Linked DNA regions of Mus musculus: region 2 is linked to region 1. Evidence: chromatin loops called from intact Hi-C (ENCODE). Cell type or tissue: heart. All regions are shown on one strand. Links, peaks and the distances in the headings refer to the core of each region. The heading gives the core; the rest is flanking DNA.

Region 1 (10,928 bases), core at 2,963-7,962:
ATTATCTTAGTCTGATATGAAAGTGCAGCTTGCATTATGATTCTTGTAAGCAATAACTGAATTCTGACCAGGGCTAGGAGACCTATCATGAATCAGGGTCTTGGTCACTAACCTCCCTGGAAATTCTGAATGGGCCAATGGAGTTGCATTTCTTGTCACATTGAGCAATCTGAAAACCCCCTTTCCACACACAAATCCACATATTATTTCTGATTTAGAAAGGAGTGGAGAAAGTGAGAAGGAAATTTCAAAATTGTGGCTATGATGAAACAAGTAGAAACAGTGTCCAATTTTTTATCTGTCCCAGTGTAACTTGCAGAATCCTTCTTTGTGCACCTTGACTTAGTTTCTAAAGAGACTTGCAATCTATGAGTGTTTGATTGTAAATACCACTCATCTTATTCAGATATAAAGGCCTCCACTGTGCTAGGGAAGGGGAGGATAACATGGAAAAAAAGACTCTCAAGGATTGAGACAGAATTCACATGGATTTTGTCACTTCCCATAAGCTAGGAGATGCTGAGGAGTCATTAGTTTTCAAGGAAAAGACATTTGGGGTCAGAGCTTAGCCCAGAAGCCAAAGAACAGTGTTCAACTTCAAGATGCATAGATAAAAATGAATGTTCCTCTCCAGCCACGTCTAGATGTTAAAGGTGGTGTGAAAAGACAAAGGCAAGGTGTGGCTGGCACAGGAAATGTTAGCTACTCACGTGTCTGACCATTTGTGTGTGATTTTGTTTTCTCCAACTGGATCGTAGTTACACATCTTTCTTTTGGGGGTTCTAAGGTTTTGGGTGTTTTGACTTGTTTTGTTTCTGGGACAGGATCTCACTCTGTAGCCCAGGCTGACATTATACTTACTATATTGCCCAAACTGGCCTCAAGCCCACAGTGATCCGCCTGTTTCAGCCTCCCATAGAGGCATGGACCAACATACAAAGTAATACTTACGAATCGTAACCATAATTTTAAGTGGAAGAAGCCACAACTTGTATGATTCCATTTATATGAAACACCCAGACTTGGCAAATCCATAGAGACAGAAAGTAGATTAGTGATTTCCTGGGGCTGGAAGGAGAGGAAATGAGGAGGGACTCCTTAATGGGTACAAGGTTTCCTTTGGGGATGTTGAAAATGTTTTAGAATTAGATACTGGCAATGGTTGTGCAACACTGTGAGGATACTGAAAGCCAGCTGAATTGTGTTCTTTATGAAGGCTAAACTGTCTTGTTTTATCAGAATAAAATAAACTTTAAAAGTATATCATACCCAGAGCTTTTGGTTCTAGTTGAATAGTTTAACCCATTTGCATAAAGTTTCTTAATAGCATTAAGTTATCATTTCTGTATCTGGGCCCAAGTAGGAATCTTAATGCTTATGACATTCTGCCAATTTTTCCCCTAGCACTGTCTAGAGAGAGACTTTGAATGCCTTGCAGGAGGCAGAAAAGGAGATGAAAACTGAACTCATAGAACCAAGAAAGGAAAGTACTGGGCAAAGTTAAAGACCACTTAAAAGACTGAAAAACTTTAGCCAGGTGTGGTGGCGCACACCTTTAATCCCAGTACTTGGGAGGCAGAGGCAGGCAGATTTCTGAGTTCGAGGCCAGCCTGGTCTACAGAGTGAGTTCAGGACAGCCAGGGCTACACAGAGAAACCCTGTCTCAAACAAACAAAAACAAAAACAAACAAACAACAACAACAAAGACTTGAAAACTTTAAGAAGAAAGCTCAGTATTAGTGCAGATTCATAGTGTGGGCCAGCCCCATCACACATGGGTTCAAATCCCTGCTGCACCTCTTAAGCTATGAGACTCCGGGCAACTCACTTTACCTGTCTGAAGCCTCACTTTCCACATCTGTAAAATGGCACATGCAAGAATAAAAACAATGCACAAGAAGTGCTTAGTTCAATATCCATGGCTTATTGGGTGCTGGAATTACTGCTGGGCAAAGCTAAACACAAACCTGGTCCTCTTTCTCGTCCTTCTAGAGCAGCTCTTCTGTTCTTTCTATGTGTTTACTGACAGGTCAAAAAAAAAAGCAATATGAGTCTTAGCAAATGCCTTTCTACGGCTTTATAAACGTTGATCCATTTGATGTGAACCTATTGAGTTAAATACTACTGTTCCAACCCACCCTCATCTAACAGATGTGCAAAATGAGACATGAAGGTGTCATGTGATTTGCTCACCACCACATCCAATTACTTGACTGTGGTTGAAGGCCCATCTGGGTTAGGGGGCAAGTCATTAATAATGCAAGTCAGATCCCGTTTGATGATAGACTTCTACAGCTTTGGGAAATATAGAGGGATTGAGTAGTTCAGTCATAAAGTACTTGCCCAATGTTCAAGGCCATTGGCTCCACATCCTCCACCAGAAATAAAGGAAAACTACTATTCTTAGGGAGTTTCCCCGAATCCCTATGCCAAAGACGAGGTATGTCACTTATACTTTCTTTGGGTTCCTTTGCTTCTAGGGAGCACTTGGCAGGAAAAAGTATCCGCTGTCCGAAGCTATATGGAGCACCATGCCAAGACTCCAACTGGGGTCCTTCTATCTGCACTTGATGAGACAGCCTGTGAGTGGGGATTTTTGAACATGGGTCAGTCTGGTAGTCCCAAGCTTCCTGGACCTTGCAACATACAGCTTTTCCTAAAACAACAACATATTCACCAGCTCCTACGAGCTCCCAAGATCATAGTCTGTGGAAACTCAGAGGGGAAGAGAGCAGCTGTTTGGGGCTATAGAACAAGGAAGCCAGGGAGCTCCAAGCAAGTGGGTAAGCCCACAGGCCACCTGAGAAATGTACTGGCCAGAGTGATAGGGTAATTATGTCTTCTTAGGAGGAAGAAGGCCCACAAAGCCACCAGCAGCCCTGGCTGTCATCCAGGACAGCTTTGATATCCAGAGTAACCCTATTCTGTCCCCACATGGCTGAGGGCTTTCTGTCCAATCCCTATGGCTGAACTTCAGACATTTAGAGAATGTACCCATACTGAGTGCTAAATGTCACCTATCTCTATTTTGGGTGGGGGGGATATCTATACCTCTCTTCAGCATCTCCATGATCTCCAAGATTAAGAAGCATTCAGAGGCTGCTGTCAGTAATAATCTTAAAGCCAAACTAAACAGTGGAACATAGGTGTTATAAATGATGGCCCCCATTCAGAACGGCCTCCAACAATCCCATCAATTCTTTTCCAGGGCTCTTCAACCTTCGTAGCAGTGACATCCCCTATAACCCCTTCTTCTACTCCTATGCACTGCTCACGAACTCCTCCATCAGGTACAGCTTCTCCTTAGCTTACTGTTGTGAGTTTCCTCTCCTACCCTATCCTATACCACTGATGTCACAGCCTTCAGAGTACTCATAAATTTGGGTGCCCACCACTAGATGACCCCTTGACTTCTGGTCCCAGTGAACCCAAGTCTAATCCCCTGGTTCTCTATGTTGGCTTCCTGTGACCCTTTGGAATCAAAAGACTGGTATATACCTCCAATTCCATGTGTTCTCCTTAGTAGGCAAGCACTCAGGACCCTCCTGGTCTTCCCTCTCCATATAGGTTGTTTGTCAACAAGAGTCGCTTTAGCCTTGAGACCTTGCAGTACCTGAATACAAACTGCACATTACCCATGTGTGTGCAACTTGAGGACTACAGTCAAGTTCGTGACAGTGTGAAGGCCTATGCCTCAGGCGATGTGAAAATCTTAATTGGGGTCAGCTATACCACCTATGGGGTCTATGAAGTGATACCCAAGGTAGGTTTGCCAGTCACTGGCCTCCTTCTGCTCCAGGCATAACAACTGACAAAATGGGACCCCTCCTCTATTGGGCCAACTTGTCAGGCAGCTAATGTACACTGTGTACCCGTGTAGACCTCATTGATGGGAGACTGAGGAGAAGGAGGAAGAAGAGGAGAAGGAGGAAGAGGAGGAGGAGGAGGCAGCAGGGGTGTCTGTCCACGGGGCCTGTGGGCAACTTTTTTGAGGAAACTAGACAAAATATAGCCTGGTCTAGAAGAAGCTTTAGAACCATCTGAACCCGATTCTGATCTGAGCTCTTTTTCTAAAGGGTCGTGCAGTGACCTTGGACAAGTAGCTCAGTCAGTCTAGATCTCTGTTTCTTTAAAATGGTAATGAAGTTGAACACTTACAGGAGTGTTGCAGACTTCAAGGATATAGCACTTGTGAAGTCTGTTGGCTGACAAAGTATATGCCTGGGGGCTGGTAACCTCTCTGATATGTATAAGAAACTTTGACTGCTAGAACAACCTGTGGACTCTAGCATGCCAGGCCTGACTGCTGGTACCAGGACAGTGCTCACCAAGGAAACCCATAGGCAGAAAAGTAGGAAAGTCCTGCCTATCCAGAAAATAGCCAAAGGAGAGGGCCTGGTCAAAGAGATCAGCAAGTCTTACAGTCTCGCCCCAGTGGGACTTGCTCTATGTCCTTTGTAAGCACTGCTTATCTTGGACAGTGCATCTAGTGCATCTTTCGGTCCCTGTTCTCAACAGGAGAAACTCGTGACAGACACCTACTCCCCAGTGATGTTAATCAAGGCTGTGAAGAACAGCAAGGAGCAGGCCCTTTTGAAGAGCAGCCACGTAAGTCCATATGGCCCTTTGGGAGGTCTGCTTCATGGGTTAGCCTCCTAGACAGAAAATGCTTAAGGAAGACTCTAAAAAAAAAAAGCAAGAAACAACAAATATCTCTATATTTATATAGATATGTAGATATCACATGTGGTGATTGCATTGCTTTGAACACTGCCTGTATTAAATAAGTGTTAGATGTAACAATTTCCTGCCTGGCAAGAGGATGACTCACTTTTTAGACATTAGGATAAAATATTTTTTTCTTAAAAAAATAATAATAACATACACTACAGAACAGAAAATATCCTAAGATTCCCTGTCACCATTACCCAGCTTCAATAATCAAGTCTTGCCCAAAGCTGTTTCATCTGTAACACCACCCACACCCCACCCACACCCCCGAGCATGACCCTCCTGTCCCACCCCTTGCTGCTGGATTATTTTAAAGCGTATCCCACATATTCTATCATTTCAACTGTCACTGCTTCAGTGAGTATTTCTAAAGATAAGAAGGCTTTTAAAAACATGAGCACACTCTGATTAGATATAAACATTAATGAGAATCCTTTTGCTATCCAGTAGCCAGTAAAATTGTCATGTTTTTAAAGCACTCAGTTGCAGGGCAGCTATCTGATCGTCTTCCCTAAGCGAGGAGGCTGCCATTTCGGCCAGCCTTAGTCACTCTTCCGGCTTCAGGTGCGGGACGCTGTGGCTGTGATCCAGTACTTGGTCTGGTTGGAGAAGAACGTGCCCAAAGGCACGGTGGATGAGTTTTCTGGGGCAGAATACATTGATGAGTTACGACGGTACTGGACTTATTATCTTTTGGTGCGGGGGTGGGGAAGTGAGGAGTAATTAGTCCCCTTAGGAAGAATAAAGATCATGCTTGTATTTGGAAGTGAGATTGACAGGTTCGTGGGTGGTCTGGGAGCGGTGCTTGGGGTGTTGGAGGATATTCTCCAGCCCTGCTGAAAGTGGGGACAACCCAACAGCACCCCCTAGCGAACGCCTCAGACACAGCTCCTTCTCCCTGGGAAAGGCCTGCTTAGGCCAGGGGGCCCCTGGGACTCTTAGGAGCTTCCAGTAGAAAGAAGGCTTCTTGAGGCAGCTTGCATAGCATCTATGTTTGAGGTGCAAGACATAGCACATGGGTGGGATGTTTCTCAGATACAGGGAATTGCCTTTCTTCTCTCCCGTAAGGAAAGTAGAGGCAAAGGTCAAGAATTGGTGTCCATAATCTATCCTTCTCTGTGCATGAGTGTTCTCTGTATATGTGACAGGACAAAGCTGGCAGAGGTGGGGCAGGGAGAGGTAAATGGAGTCAGGTTGGGGTGAAGGCAGCTGGGCATTTGCTGTGCGACATATCCTAGTCACAGCCTAGTCCGTGCGCCATTCTCTGCCCATTCCTTACCTTGCCTTGCCTAGGAATGAAAACTTCTCCTCTGGACCCAGTTTTGAAACCATCTCTGCTAGTGGCCTGAATGCCGCCCTGGCCCATTACAGGTACTTCAGAACAAAGAAGTTTCTACAGTGCTTGTGACCAGGGGTCATGGTTGTGAGTAGAGGGGACCTGGGTTGGGAAGGGAATGTTCTGAGCTTTGAGTCAACATTTAAGGTTTGGGGCCTTCAGGACTGTGGGTAGTCAAGGGAGGGACTCCTTTGCCATTCGAAATCTCCTTGAAATTAATAGGTCTGAGAATGGCTTTTGTTCCCAAAAAGCAGGGATTTGGGGAGTGCTTGAGTGCTTCTGGGGTCTTTAGGGTTCAAGGAAAGCACAGTTTCTGTTAGAAACTCTTTCTGTGAAATTTTTATGGTTGTTTTTTTTTTCAGAAATAGTTTTATTGACTTGGGTTTTTGTTTTTGTTTTGTTTTTCGTTTTTTTGTTTTTTTTTTTTTTTTGGTTGGTGGTTTTTTGGAGGGTTTTGTTGTTGGTAGTGGTGGTGGTGTTTGTTTTTGTTTTTGTTTTTGAGACAATGTTTCATGTAGCCCAGGCTAGTCTCAAACTCATTACATAGTCAAGATTGGGTTTCCTAATCTTCCTGACTAAGGTTTCTTAAGTGCTGGGATTAAATGTGTGCACCACCACAGCTAGCTTGAGATGGGGTTTGCTTCATAACTCAGTCAGGCTAGCAATTTGTGATTTCAGGCATGAGTACAATCACACAAAACCCCACAGAGAAAAGGCCTGTCTATTCAGCTTCTGTCAACTATAGTGAGTGCAAAATATAAGATAGTCAAATACTTGGTCTCACAGAAAACAAACCATGGTAGGCCTGCCTGATAAAATTTGGAGGACCAAATTAACCAAATGCATCAAGTTGGCCTGGACTTGACAAAAGAGGAGTCAGAGGCCCTCCAGAGAAAGACCTGGCATGTCTAAGAGTTCGCCCTCCCTGACCCCTCCCCAACCCTTGCCCATGGAAGCTCGAGAGTGGTAGAGCTGATATACCTTAGTCCCCTAAAATATTGTTGTCCAGTCCTATTTTTAAAGTCCCCTCTCTTCCTATGCACTAGCTCCTTGGGGCCCTCTTGGATGTATCAAGAACTTACAGAGAAAGAGAGTTCAGGCCCAGAACCTCTTTGCTTTGCTGTGTACCTCGTGCAAGCCTCTTGCCTCTGTGGGTTTGTTCTTATTCGAGGAGAGATGGCCAAACCAAGTAGCCTCTGAAACTCTTAGCTCCTCTTTCCAAGGACCAAGGTCCTGCTTAGCCATATGCAGGATAAACAGAAGTGTACTAAGACAGCAGCTGCAGCTGCTGTCAGAGCCAAGTGCTTCCCAGGATTGGCAGATGTGTACAGATGATTTCCCCAGAGCAGAGAGCCTGGAAGGCTAGCCCCCAAGTAAAGGGAGTTCTTCGGTTTCTCCTTAGCCCCTGTCCTCAGCTCCACCCTGTTTGCCCAGTGCAGGGTTCGGAGTCTCTCCTCTCAGTATTTGTTTTTCATTCCTAGCCCAACAAAAGAGCTGCACCGTAAGCTGTCCTCAGATGAGATGTACCTGGTGGATTCTGGGGGGCAATACTGGTATGTATACCCACCCCACTGTGCCTTGGCCTAGCTCTCAGCTCAGGCATTCTGGGTTTCCTGAGGCTGGCTGAAGCTGGCTTTCCTGAGTCATAGGTCTTCATTTGATTAAAGCAGGGAACTGTATTGAATAAGCCCTGAGCAGCCTTCTCGTGTTCCCATTGTGGGCATCTGCACAGTAGAAAACACACAGAGGTTAGAATAATAGGGGCACTCATGCAGCACCTGGGTGAGAATTAGGAAAAGACTGGACTTGTTTAAGGAATTTTTTTCAAGTCTGCAAATTATTTACACAGATCTGCCTGGCCGCACAAACGTGAGCACCTATATCCTCCCCCACTCAAGCAAGCCCTAGACACAGCCCACATCAGAGTCGTTAAACCCAGCTCATTCCCTGTGGCAAGATGAGTGACCACGTAAGGTTGGAGATGGAGGCAGATAAAAGACGAAGCCCTTTAGAAGTGATTCTTTTGTACAGTGTTAACCTACACAGTTCCAGTGTGACAATCATGCCTAATGAGCTAACCATATTCCTTTGAAATGTGTGGCTAATCATTCGCAGTTTTATTGGGTTTCCCAACTTCTATCCCGTGGAACGCACCAAGGACAGAGGCTCTTGTTCATAGCACACCTGTTGGGGAGCCAGCTTGCCATGTGCTCAGTTTAGCAGCCTGTACTTCTCACTAGATTGATGCTGTGTGAACTTGAGATGGCTGTAAAGAGGAAGTACATTTGTGGAGGCGTGTTGGGTTGGGGCATGCTTAGAAGAGGGTGAGGTAGGGAAATAGTCACCTCACTTCCTCTTCTCTCCCGAGGAAGAAGTTCTCCATGCCCCATGACCTACTGTCAAGAAGCCCCAGAGTCCTGGGACCCTTTTTCCATGCCTCCCCCATGGGATGGGTATGCTCTGTGCCTGTCTGGGGGAACCACTACAGCTAATGATTGTGAGTTGGACCTGGTGGCTCTGGCTTCACTTTCATGGAATTCCAAGCCATGCCCATAGCCAAGAGCATCTTATGCGGAGTCAGCATTTTCTCTAGCCTGGCTTTAACCAAATCTTGGGGAAGGAGACAACCTCACAGCCTAATGGCTTCAGTGGCCTCATCTTTAATAAGGAAGCCTGCTCTGCTGCCCTCTGTGGGGAGATGCAGAAGTGTCCTATAAATAGTAAAGGGCTATGACTGTGGAAAGGTTAGGATATTGTCATCGTTCTCAACCTCAGTCTTCCCATCTGTAATTTATTGAGATAAATAGATAGATAGATAGATAGATAGATAGACAGACAGACAGACAGATAGACAGAGATAGGCAATGCCCTGAACATAGTGACTTTTACCTTAAGAACTCTACTAAGTCTCTTTGTTACGTGGATGCTGAGATATGATTCTAATGGTGGTACCTATCCTCTATCCCCCTCCCATCCATCAACCTTTCTTTCTTTCTTTCTTTCTTTCTTTCTTTCTTTCTTTCTTTCTTTCTTTCTTTCTTTCTTTCTTTCTTTCTCTCTTCCTTTCCCTCTTCCTGACACGATCTCACTGTGTAGCCCAGACTGGCATTGCCATCACAATCTTCCTAACTAATTCTCCTGCATACCAAGATTACAGGCCTGCACCACCATGCCCAGTTCTCTCTCTTCCTTTTGCCCTTCCACATGTCCTATTCCAGCCCAGTCACTCAAAGCCCAGTAGAAACAAACAATAGAAAATACACAGGAAGACCATGGCCCTGGGCCCTCCACCCAAGTCCTCAGCAGAATTAGATGTATTAGTTCTCTCTCTCCACAGGGATGGGACCACAGATATCACCAGAACAGTACATTGGGGCACTCCTACTGCCTTCCAAAAGGTAAGTGCTGGACCCTAATTTTTCCCTTCAGTTTACTCCAAGTGATCACCTCATCAAGAGCCCTTTCAAATTGACAGGAGTAAAACCGAGGCCCAGAGAAGTGATTTAGTTTGCCCAAGGTCAAACAAAAAGTACCAGGAAAGCCAATGCAAAATCGGGCCTCCACCAAGACCTCAGGCCATGTGCATCCTCTTGTCATGTCCGTGTATGAATGTACAGATATTGGCCATCTGGATGGTTAGCCTGTGCTCTGCAAAAGGGAGGGAAAACTCTTTTTAGCGGAGAAAAACAGCACAGGGCATCTGAGATCCGAAAGAACTAGAGCTGGTCTAAAAACAGGGAGGTCTGCGCAGCTGGAGTGGAACCAAGGACACTGGCGGGGTGCTGAGTGGACCAAGGAGCTGCTAAGATGCAGCCAGCAGACCAGGAACACAGAACGGGGAGCCCTGTTGTGCAGGCCTCCAGGAACTCATAGACTAGCCTGTTGAGGAGTCTGTTTCCCCAGGGCCCCAAATGGCAAGCCAGTGCAGGAGTATGGGGAAATGATATGACCACATGGCCACTAGCAGTGACCAGAACAGGTCACCACTGCCCATCTCTCTCTCCCCCAACAGGAAACAGGCTCTGCCACATGATCAGACCCAACCCACACTTCAGACCTTAAGGAAAGCTAAAGGAAGTTGCTAAGGCATGGTAGCACATACTGGGGCAGTTAAGACAGGAAACTTTTACTGTTCAAAGCCAACCTTGGCCACATAGCAAACTGCAAGCCTACCTGTGAGGAATATAGGAGTAAGCAGGCTACCTCTGCCTGAGCATTTGCTCACTGGCTTCTGCTCATTGTCAGTCTACTTTATCCTATGACTTTAGCAACCACGTACCACTAACATCCTATTAAATATAAGGGCACCAAGGAATAGAGAGGGGAGAAAGTCAGTGAGTGTCCAAGCCAGGATTCTAGACTTGAGCCTGCCACCCACTCAGTCACTACCCTCTACATTTCCTCTGCACATGACTATGACCCCTGTATATGAGCCTAAGAGAAGCACATGGAGTTGGCCCCAGCTTTGGAAACACCTTTTCCCCCCACCTTCATTTGGTCATCTTCCAAAACCTGAGTGAGTGACGGCACATGAGAATGTGTCTCCTACCCCTTGTCCTGGGCCTCCATTCCCATCTATTCTAAGACCTAAGCAGCTGGAAATTCCCCTATCACTCCTCCTGTGCTTCATATTACCTCTTCCTCTCCTTTCCTTACCAGGAGGCCTATACTCGAGTGCTAATGGGAAACATCGATCTGTCCAGACTTGTCTTTCCTGCTGCTACATCAGGTAGATTCCAGAAAACAGACTGGACCCAGGCACCTCAAGGCTCTGATATTATGGGACTTGGATTGCTATCCTGGGAGGCCAGTGAGATAGCCCATCCCTCTCATTTAAAGAAGGAAGTCTAGCCAGGAAAGA
Region 2 (10,928 bases), core at 3,896-8,895, 84 kb after region 1:
TCGGCTTTCCACTGAGTCATGAGCACCCCGAGTGTCTAGGGAAGGAGCAGATCTTGCTCAATCGTTCTCTCAGCACTTCTCATCCTGGGTTCCAGGCATAGGAGTGGCAACAGAGGCAATGATGCTTCAAGAACTCTTACATTTGAAGCATCTTACATTTGAAATCTTCACTCAGAGAGAGAGAAGGCACGGTGCTCCTGCAAGAATACCACACCAGAATGCTGTCAGTTCTCCACAAAATCATCTTTGGTTTCCTACTAATAGCATGAGCTTGCCATTACACACAGCCTGAATATAATCATTTGAATGTCTTCCTAATTCCATAGCTAAGAGATGAGCATTCAACAGATCTTCCAGAGCCCTTTATAGCGCGCTACCGGGCTAGGATTCTGTGAGTCAGAGACTGGAATTTTAAATGCATCCTGGCAACATTTATTGACTACCTACTCCAGTGCGGATCACCACAGGGGGCTACAGACACAGGAGATAACACCTGAGCCTGAAAGTGCTTGAAGCTCTATGGAACAAAAGAGGAGTGTAAACCCAGTAGAAGCAGAGAACACCCAAACTGGGTGTGGTAACACAGATCAGGGTTGCCAATCCTCAGTGGGGCGGAAGGAAGCAAGGAACAGGAGCTCCAGGTTATCCTTAGCTACACAGAAAAGTCAAAGCCACCCCGAGCTACGTGAGACCCTAGCTCAAAAAAAAAAAAAATCAAAATAAGAATTCAGAAGTGTAAGGCATGTCACGTGATTATTAGGTACAATGAGAAGAGATACAGTTAAAGGAATTTGAAAAAGGAGGAAATATTGGGTGCGCTAGAACTAAGATAATTACTATGCAATATTATAAATCCTTTTTATAGTTTATTCAATTCAGTGACTTCTCTTCTAATATGCACATCAAAGAGCACCCATGGGGACCAATCTGACAAAAATTGGTCTGACAGCGCCTTGATACAATTTCCTCCATATACAGCACGCAGAGAGCACAAACACCAAGCATAGCAGCACACACTTCTGTGGAGGGGTCAAGGGTCATACAGCCCTGCTTGCCACATAAAATGTTTGGGGACTTTGATCCACTAGAAATCTGGTCGCAGAGTTAAAAGAGAACCCTAACAAGTTCACTCCAGAAGACAATGTGTTTGGTCCTTTCCTAAAGTCTACACTTCCTCGGGACACTGAGTTAAACCAAATATCACAAAAGCTTTTGAGTAGCTGGACAGTTCACAGATTGTCACAGTTATTGTGCTATAATGTTCCAACATAAGGATTCGAGCAGAAAGGCATATATCTCATTCGTTGGGTTGAAAGCTGAAACTGGCACCCACACACACACACTTTCTAATTACCCCAGCCCCAGAATTAATCAGAAAATACTTTGCCTTTAAGTGTTTCGCAATTTTCACTCCACTTTTAACTTTATATAGATTTACTACAAAGACAAGCACCTATTGGTAATCTGCACTCCCCTTTGGTGCCTTCAGGGCCCTTTCAGACAGACAGTTAGGTAGAATCTCAGACAGAGCTACCAGAGGATTAACAACTTCGCACAGACTGTCCACTCTGCGACAGCAATCTTGAGGGACAACCACCTAACTTCTAACGATTTGGTGCTAACTGCTCCCAAGCAAAAGGTCTTTTAGGTCATTTTATGGATCCAGCATCCAACCTGTCCACTGAAAATTGCAGATCACTTTGAAGACTCGAGATTTGGAAAGGCAAAAATCTCAAAACGCAAGGCTGGCACTTGCACTTGCACAATTTTCATGAAGGGGGCACCCACAGGACTGACCAGGCTGCTCAAGCCATCTGGCTGACCCGTGGTTATGCCAAACACAGCCCTAAATCTGCTCGCAATTTTTTTCCTAAGCACCTGCTGCCAACAGGACCGGGTTGATAAAAAGCACATCCAGATGTGTAGCGAGATTTGAACTATCTTCCTGGGAGGCAAAAATGTCAGCCAGATGATATGGAACCTAGGCTTACCGATAATTTGAGAATGAAAACAGACAGCAATCTGTGTATCCAAATATGCTCACTAGGGCTTCTTGGTCATTTGGCTAAGATCAAGTGTAGTGTCAAATGCTACTATCATCACTTGCCTGAAAATAGGGACTAAATCATTGATCTGGTTTCCTTAGGTCTCATTGCATCTTAATACTAACATTAGAGTCTTAACTGTGTCCTCCAAATCCTACCCTCTGCTATTTGACTCAGAATAAATTATTGACTAGTCAACAAGAAAAAAAAAACTCTATTCTTCACAGTTATGTTGCTGTGCCTTGTACAGCCTACCATTGGATAGGCACAAGGCAACCACCACTTTGATTATCTATTTGCCTGCATATGTGATACAGATAGACCAGGTATACACGTATACACACACACACACACCAGACTCCGCCTTACTTATTAAAAGCATTCATCACATGAAAGCATTCATTGCTAGAGTCCTCTCCTCTTTGGTCAGATTTACACTTCCCCATTCCACTCCTAAGCTAACACATTTACTTCCTTCTTCCCTCCCTTCCCCCAGCCTTTACTTTTGAAATATTTACTCTTTCAGACAGACAGCTGGAACTCGGGGCAGTTTTACAAACAACTTCACTCTTCATGGCAAAAAAAAAAAAAAACCCAAAACAAAAACCAACAACAACCCAAGGAGTAATTTCGAAACGGGAATCATCTCAGAAGAAAACTTATCACGCCCCTGTTGAACAGTAATTTAGCTAATTAGACGCTTCATCCCATGGGCAGTTTTCTTCAGAGGCCTTCAGGGGCCTAAGTGGAACAGATCCAAGTCACAGTCTCTTTAAGCCTTCCAGGTACAGGAAAAAAAAAAAAAGGCCAAAAAAGCCACAGCTCTATACCCCATGTTTCTCTGACCAAAGCAGAGATTTTCTGGACCCAGAACTACCAACTCAGCCATAGCCTGGAAACAAGTCTCATCTCTGTCATGAGAAATTCCAATCATAAGCATCTAATGGCAGAGATAGATGGAACCAAAGGAACAAAAAAGACAGAAACTGACATCAGAATTCAATGTGTGCTCTCATCAAGAAGAAAAGCAGAAACGAAGCAGGAGAAACATGGAAAGTGGGAGCTGAAGGAAAGCAAACTGTTTTGTGTTATGCATAACCCTGCCTGGCTGGCTGCACATGCTCACTTGTACCACACGGAAGCACATGGTGCATGCACACACACACACACACACACACACACACTGAGCTATAAAACTCAGAATGAAAAGAGGTAAGAAGCCTTCAGCAACCTGCCTAACTTCACAGAAAACGTCCACAAAGTCAGAGGCAATAACAACAAAAGGACCTTTAGCTAAGAGTTCATTTGATCTTATTTTACCAGCGCTGTTATAGAGCATTATAACACTGTTCCCACTGCTGTTCCTCAAGCCAGCCGCAACCATAGAAAGGCTGGCAAAGTAGCCTCCAAATCACACTGAGATGCACAGCGAAAGCCTGGAGCCCTTAGAGAAAGGCAAAAGTGAGTCCCAGGGGGCTGCAGCTCCATTTGGTTGAGGAGCACCCCCTGGCATCTGCCAACCACACCCCAGGATGAGAAATCTGTTTCCAGGTCACCCATGGCAGGCTCACATCAGGTGTGGCCTCAGTAGACACACATACACCTCTTGTTTCCTCAAGGTCCTCCTTAATACAGTAATCCCAAAACAATTAGCACTGCTCCCATCCCTGGAGCCTGGAATCATTCTCTGCGTATGCAGTAATCATGCCACAGTACACAGTACACTAGACTCCAACTGGCCACCTCCCTGGAGCAGTGACCTACACAGGCTTCAAACAGTATCTCTAGTACTAGGTACAACATTGCATAAAAAAGTAACCCCAAAGCTAGCATCAGGCTTACACAGAACATTTATAATTTTTTTTATACTCAGTGGTTTTTTGTTTTGTTTTGTTTTTTTTTTTTTGAGACAGAGTTTCTCTATGTAGCCTTGGGATGCTGAGTGATTTTGGAAAGAAAGAACAACCCACATTTCAAAAGCACCTATATGGCGTTCCCACAGCTCCCTTGTGGTACAGCTGATGCTGGGACCAATCTTCAGGTTCTCAACTCAGTTTGGTTTTCAAATGAACAGCTAGGTAAGAACTAGGGCTTACAGAAATGGTACCCTGAATAGCAGATGAAGTGGATATTGGTGAGGGGTGTTATAACAACAAGGGTTACTCCCAGAGTTGGGAAGGGTTGAAAAGAAGTCATTTATCATTAAGTTACTGTCAGTGAAAGGACGTGAATTTTTATGACAAACTTTGTCAGGAATATCCCCACATCAGGACTATGAAATTGATATTAAAATTCTTGGCCTTTTTAGGAAGTGCATATTCTACTATAACCACAAAGTAGTGAATTCAATTAAACACAACCTATAGATATCGTTCAACAGAAGAGTAAAATCATGCAAGAACCACCACAAATGCCCAGGAGGTACTGTCATTCCTTGGACCCAAATTAACCATAAGGAGACAATTGTGTTCAATGAAAACTCACTCGAAGGCAAAGAAGAGTGTACATGTCCCCAGGATGAGGAAGAGGGTCAGGTAGAAGATGCCCTTTTGCCGGGCCATCATGACGCGGCCATCACAGCAGAAGGTGTTCCTGCCTGGGAGTTTCTCCCATTTCCGTGTCACCTTCTTTCTTACCACCATCACAGACATGATTACAGTTCCTGGTCCAAGATGGGCTTTGGGACTACTCGAGAGAAGATGCAGAGGCTGAGGTCAGCTTTAAAATCAGGTCGTCTACTAGTGTTGCCACTGGGTCAAACATTATCAAGAGCCCTAAGAAAAAGAAAGGGGTAAGGTGTTGAGACAAGAGTGACAAAATACAACTGAACCCTCATTTCCCAAAGACAGAAAGATGAGCACTGCTTGAAAGAGCAGGAAAGTTTGAAAATTTTATTTCTGATCTCTGTTTGGTCTCTAAGGAGGAAAACAAACAAACAAACAAACAAACCAGTTCTCCAGAGGGGGAGGGGACTGATATTTCTTAATCAATCCTGTTTCTAAACCCATGCTGGTGATTTTGATGAGCTATGATGATATGAGTCTTGGAAATAAGTAGGAATTCTGGAAGTAGCCACCCTTTGTACTTTCTACTGTACCACCATGTTCTTTAGTCACCTAAAGAAAGATATCTATAAAAATAATGTTTGTTGTTGTTGTTGTTGTCCTTTGTCCCTAAGTAGCCCTTCCCATACCTCCTCTACCTCTCCTTCTTTCTTCAATATTCAAATATTACTCACAGGAAGGAACAAGTAACCCTCTGGCTGGGGTAAGCTGTTCAGGGCATTCTGGAAGCATACACACATTGTATTTCCACAAAACAGATTTCCCCTAATCAAACCTTCTGTAACTTCTGGAGTCCGAAATGAAATCTTCTGGCTGGTCTAGTTTAACATTTGTGAGCCCACATCATATTGTAGATAAAAAGGCTTCCTTAAACAGGAGAGATCCTGGGATGGTTGGCAACTGATGCTGGGGTTGGGGGTGGCTGAGGGCGGTGGCAGCAGCTAAGAAAAGTCCCTTGGGGGCTTTCTAGGACATTTCACCAGTATCATAGCTCCATTCAGCATCCTGGATTTCCGGGCCTCGCCTTTCCCAGCCACTGTCATCCTCCTCTTCTCTCAGGTGCTGGGCTGTGTCCTCTACTTACTGGCACCACATGCCCCATGCTGGCAAGAATGAGGCGGAAGCCTGCAGCCCGATGAGCAAGAAACAACCAGCCAGAGAGCATTCCCGAGCTAGAGAGGGCAAAGGTCCAAAAGGGGACTAAGAGCCTAGCAACAAGATGGAAAGGTGTAAGGCTTGGGAAAGGGGAGGGGGCCCCAGAGGTGCAAAGATCACTTCCTTTGTGTAAAACTAACCTGGAAAACAATCTCCCCCCTCCCCCCGCCTCCATAAACTGACCCAGCAGAAGAACACAGACTAGGAAGGGGGACCCAACCTGGGAGAAGGAAAATTAAAATCCGTCAGAAAGCAGCGACCTGGTTCAGCAGCTTAGCGCCAGAAGCCAGGGCTGTGCAGCGGGCTCGTCCTCAGGAGGCCCGCCCTGCCTCCGCCACGCAGCCGACCACCGCCCCAGGCTGGCTGGGACGCGCGCCACATCCACACGCACACGCGTCCACACGCTCGTACACACTCACACACGCCCCGCCACGTGTAGTCACCCCCGGCCAGGGGCTCCGTGGCTGGCGAGCTGAGCAGGGCGGTGCCAACGTCCCTGGGTCCCGGCGGAGCTGAAGGGGGATGCAGCCCTCCAGAGAGCCGAGCCCCGGAGACCCCCACCCCCACCCCTTGTTACCTGAACAAGGGACACTGAACTCGGCCGGCAACTGGGGGCAGAAAGTGCACACTGTCCCGGGGGATCTCGTCAGCAGCCAGAGGTGGTAGCGACTTCTCCCTGACAGGGAGGGTGCCTCCTCCTGACAAGGGGCCCCAATAGTCGGGGCCCTAAACCAGCTGTGGCAACCGCCCACCGCTGGCGGAATGGAACGCTCCTCACGTCACCAGGTCGCTCCAGTAGTTGCTCGTCCTCCATTGGCTAAACGATCACAATGTCTCCATCCCGCCCCCAACGCGTACTACCATTGGCTACTTCGAACGTCACTCCAGAATCCCTCCGCCCACTCCCCCCACCCATCTCCTTGCTACAAGCCCACCTGCCAAGCTCCAGCCAGCTTCTCTCTGGGGTCTGAGCACCAGGACGCGAAGTGTTCTCGTCTATTAATATAGTTACGCAAAAGCGGAGGCGTAAGGTGGTGTGGACCGGACAAGGGAGGAGCCAAGAGCAGCCTCCCCACAAACACACTGAAGCAACACTAGCTCACAAATCCGGACTCTAACCCTGAATTCCGTCTTACCCTGGGCCTCTCCACTGCCGTTTGCCTTTAAATTGACCAAGGTCTGTTCGTGGGCATCTTAACGTTACATTCTCTGCCGCCTAAGTCCCATTCAGAAGCCTCGGACTCCCACGCAATCTCGAGGGCTTTCAGAACAGAAAAAGAATATGAAAAGAGATAACCATATCTGAGAATGTCATTTTGTGATATTGAAAACAAGTCATTGACATTAAGGAAGTTGGAGGAACTCCACTGAGACAACATAAATATTTCCAGGTAGATAATGATGCAAAGATTGCCAAAAGGTAGTTAATTTCTATTTTCTATTAGAATTTGAGATCTTGTTGGGTGTGGTGAAGCTAAGGCAAGAAGATTTGAAGCCACCCTGGTCTGACATTTGAGTTCCATGCCAGCCAGGGCTACATAGAAAGATCCTGGTTCAAATGCACAAAACAAAAGAACTGGAGATATTATGATAACAAAGGGAGGGGCATCCAAGGCAGAATTTTCATACATCAACCAGATTGATTCTTTCCTTCTGGTGCCTCCTGGCAGTTAGTTACTGTTACTGAGCCTCTGCTATCAACGGCTAGTAACACCATTTAGAAAATTGAGACTGGAGTGGGGAAAACAGTTGAGAATCACACTATTATATTATATTATATTATATTATATTATATTATATTATAGGGTGGATGTTACAAGGCACCAGATCTGTTTCCACCAGTATGACTGGTTCTTACCTTCCAAATAATATGAGGGATGTTTAAAAGTGACCTCTCCTTACCTACCACACTATGTTATCAACCCAGGTTTCCTAGAGCTTGACCAAAGTTTTCCTAGGGTTTCCAATAATAGTTGGAATTAGTTCAGAAGTGACTGCCAATGCTCTCCCAAAGGCAGCTTTGTGGTAGTTTTAATGAGAGACCACATACATGGTCAAGAATTATTATTCTTGGGCTGGTGAGATGGCTCAGTGGGTAAGAGCACCCGATTGTTCTTCCGAAGGTCCAAAGTTCAAATCCCAGCAACCACATGGTGGCTCACAACCATCCGTAATGAGATCTGACGCCCTCTTCTGGAGTGTCTGAAGACAGCTACAGTGTACTTACATATAATAAATAAATAAATCTTTAAAAAAAAAAAAGAATTATTATTCTTTTATAGTATTTTGCTCCCATATAATATTAAAACAAAATTCTTTATAATGATTATTCTTAAAACATTTATGATATCTTTCCACCAAAAAATTTAAAGGAATTAAAAACCGTGACCCAATTGTCTTACAAGAGAAATGTGTTATAACTAATTTGTAGTTGAAAGTGTGTCTTCATAAAGCTCCCATTGTTCCTGAGTGCTCATGCTGACTATAATCATCGGGTTATTTCTTATGAAGCCTATGACCAGCATTATTGCCTCCAATTCCTGGAGGCTACCAGTATTAGTACACACTTGGCATGGAAAGGACAGGAATTTCTCATGGCCCTATCAGCTCTCTGAATTCCAAAGCCTGTGCACATGAGATGCCCTTAGGAATCGCATGCTCAGCCTGGCTGCCATTCTTGTGAGTGTAGAGCAATCAAAATGAAGTGACCAAAGCAAAACATGCTTTGATCACCGCTCAGATGCAGGTGAAGCCTAGGAAGTTCTGGAATGAGCATAACAGGGCAATGCATTCCTGAGCTCTGCCCTTCCCTGGCCTGGGTCACATTCCCTCTGGGATTAAGTAGTTTTGTAAATCAGGCTTGTTTTATTACAATTTGTTGCTAGTCTTGCTCACTACTGAAAGAAAATTCAAGAAATTCTATATGGATAAGCATTTCATAGCACATCTTCCTACACAATTAAATCATTTTACAAAAATCCTTTAATTCTTAATAAAAAACTATAGACTGCGAGTTGGTTTTCCTTTCCTCTTTTCTTTTTCTTCCCTTTGCTATTTTCCACAAACTTCCCTACTTTATGCATCCAAATCCTTGTTAGGTCTTTTGAAGGGAAGGTGCACTAGAAACACCACTAGCATCCAAGGAGCACTAGAAACACCACTAGAATCTAGGGGCAGCCTTCCATTTTATAAGACAGCTCATGGCTTAGTGATGTATGTTCTGGCATGCTATTTTTTAAAGGATTTGTCTTCATGTTTATGGCATGTGTGTGCGTTTGTGCATGCATGTATAAGTGTAAGGTAATATTGAATGGGTTAAGATCCCAAATGCCACTACTGGATCGGACACTGCCTGTCAATGTCATTCCAGAATCACAGCCAAGAACAGACATGTCAAATTAGACCCTAGGTCACATTTGACCTCATGGTGGCTCCATTTTTCTCTCTACCCTTAACACTCACACCCAACCCAATGCACACGTGCCTCTTCTCACCCCACTTGCCTGACTTACATTCCCCTCCCTACTCTCTGGCTATAAATAAATAAGAGTAAACAAAGCATGAATGTCCTGCCCACACAAGATGAACTACAGCTCCTAAGCAAGATCTGAGTCTGTGGGACCTGGAATGATAAGAAGGATGAGGTTCTGTAGAGAAAATACATAAGTCTTATTTATGACCAGGCAGAACCAGGTTCAAATTTGGGCTACTTAATATCTGAGGTAACTGTTGGCAAGCAATTTATGTATTCTGTGCTTATTTTCTCATATGTAAAACAGAGCTACTACAGATAGCCCTCCATATCACACAACAATAGACTTTTAAAGTTTCAGAAAAAAAATAATACCTCTACTGAACATGTGGACACTTTTTCTTGTCCTAGTCTCAGACAGTTCAGAATAACATCATTTATATGCATCTACAGTGCAGTCAGTATCATAAGTAACCTGGATTTTAAATACATGGGAGTACTGCAAAGGCTATATGCAAGCACTACTCCATTCTCCACGAGATATTTGAGCATCCCTGCACTTTCAGATTCATGGGCATCCTAAGGACCAAATCACCTTTGGATAATGAGGAACAACTGTGTCTACTTCATAGAATTATAAAGGGTATTAGAGGTTATGTGTTCTAAATATTCAACGTATAGGAGAAACACAATCCATCTCCAAGTGTCACGGTCATGTATATGCAACCTGCCATCTCCTCACCCTCTTCTTTTAGTCATTTTGCTGAATAGAAGCAAAATGACTAAATTGAGATTGAAGAATGAGACCTGTACGTGGAACATGGTCTTCTAGCTGGGCTGCCTTGTCTGGCCTCAATTGGAGAGGAAGCACCTAGCCTCGAAAAGACTTGAAATGCCAGGCTCAGAGGATGCCCAGGGGACCCCTCCCCTCATCTGCTCAAAGGAGAAAAGGAGGGGGGATGAGGGAAGGGTTGTAGGAGCGGGTGACTGGGAGGGGGTTAATGAGCGAGATGTAAAGTGAATAAGTAAAAAATAATTAATTAATTAATTAATTAAAAATTTAAAAAGGTTCAGACAAAGCATTATGGAACAACAACAAATAAAAAAATCTCTAAAAATACTATTGAAAATAAAAGAATGAGATTCACTCTTTACTTGTTAGTCTCCATGACATCCATGTGCTACCATGTTCTCTTACTCTCTACATTCACCACTGAATTTAATTCTTATCTGACAGGCTGCTTGGTTTCCAAGTCCCTCACTTCACTCTAACTGGGTTAAGTTTGCCCAATAACCTTAGTCTAGTCAAACATTGTTCTTTAGCACCATCTTCTCCATGACTCCTGAGCACTGCTGTCATAGTCTCTATTTTAGCAGGTGAAAGAGAAATGGAAACTGCTTTCATTAAGCATCCTGCAGATTCACAGCACTATACTTAGCTTGTTGGCTCTTCTCTGAGTGTAAGCAGCACCATTAAAGATGTCCACACATGAAAGCCAAACATACAAAACAGCCAATAAAAACTGCCTAGGGTGTGCAAGAAAGTGTTCATCATAATGCAATTGAACGCCCATTTCAGAAACTGAACCTCACCCTGTGTTTCTCCTTTGCTTCTGTTGGTATTTTTTCTTTTTGTCACAGGCTCTTTCTGTGTGATCCAGGCTATACTTGAACTTTGGATTCTCTTGCTGC

Evidence for each region. A loop is a pair of places that touch in the nucleus more often than their neighbours do. Peaks named below come from ENCODE experiments on the same cell type or tissue, not always from the same donor. Only the 100,000 strongest peaks of a DNase experiment are listed, where the experiment ranks them.
Region 2: it touches region 1 in a loop (2.1-fold over the local background); 3 of 42 quality-filtered maps call a loop at or near these places.

Annotation. Positions count from the first base shown.
Region 1 is chrX:48,119,321-48,130,248 of GRCm38, forward strand. Xpnpep2 (X-prolyl aminopeptidase (aminopeptidase P) 2, membrane-bound) reads left to right here. Exons shown (of 21, transcript NM_133213.2): 8 at 2,481-2,582; 9 at 3,209-3,290; 10 at 3,568-3,763; 11 at 4,519-4,608; 12 at 5,296-5,405; 13 at 6,025-6,102; 14 at 7,549-7,620; 15 at 9,405-9,465; 16 at 10,727-10,796. Among named protein-coding and RNA genes, the nearest start is that of Xpnpep2, 16 kb to the left of the region's middle. In heart, for the core only: a CTCF peak has its summit at 5,604; a DNase peak (open chromatin) is centred at 5,611; H3K4me3 peaks cover 502 bases; H3K27me3 peaks cover 1,910 bases.
Region 2 is chrX:48,202,139-48,213,066 of GRCm38, forward strand. Zdhhc9 (zinc finger, DHHC domain containing 9) reads right to left here and starts at 6,564. Exons shown (of 10, transcript NM_172465.4): 1 at 6,342-6,564; 2 at 4,530-4,819. The coding sequence starts at 4,696. In heart, for the core only: no CTCF peak of the experiment used is centred there; a DNase peak (open chromatin) is centred at 6,603; H3K4me3 peaks cover 1,810 bases; H3K27ac peaks cover 1,290 bases; H3K27me3 peaks cover 229 bases.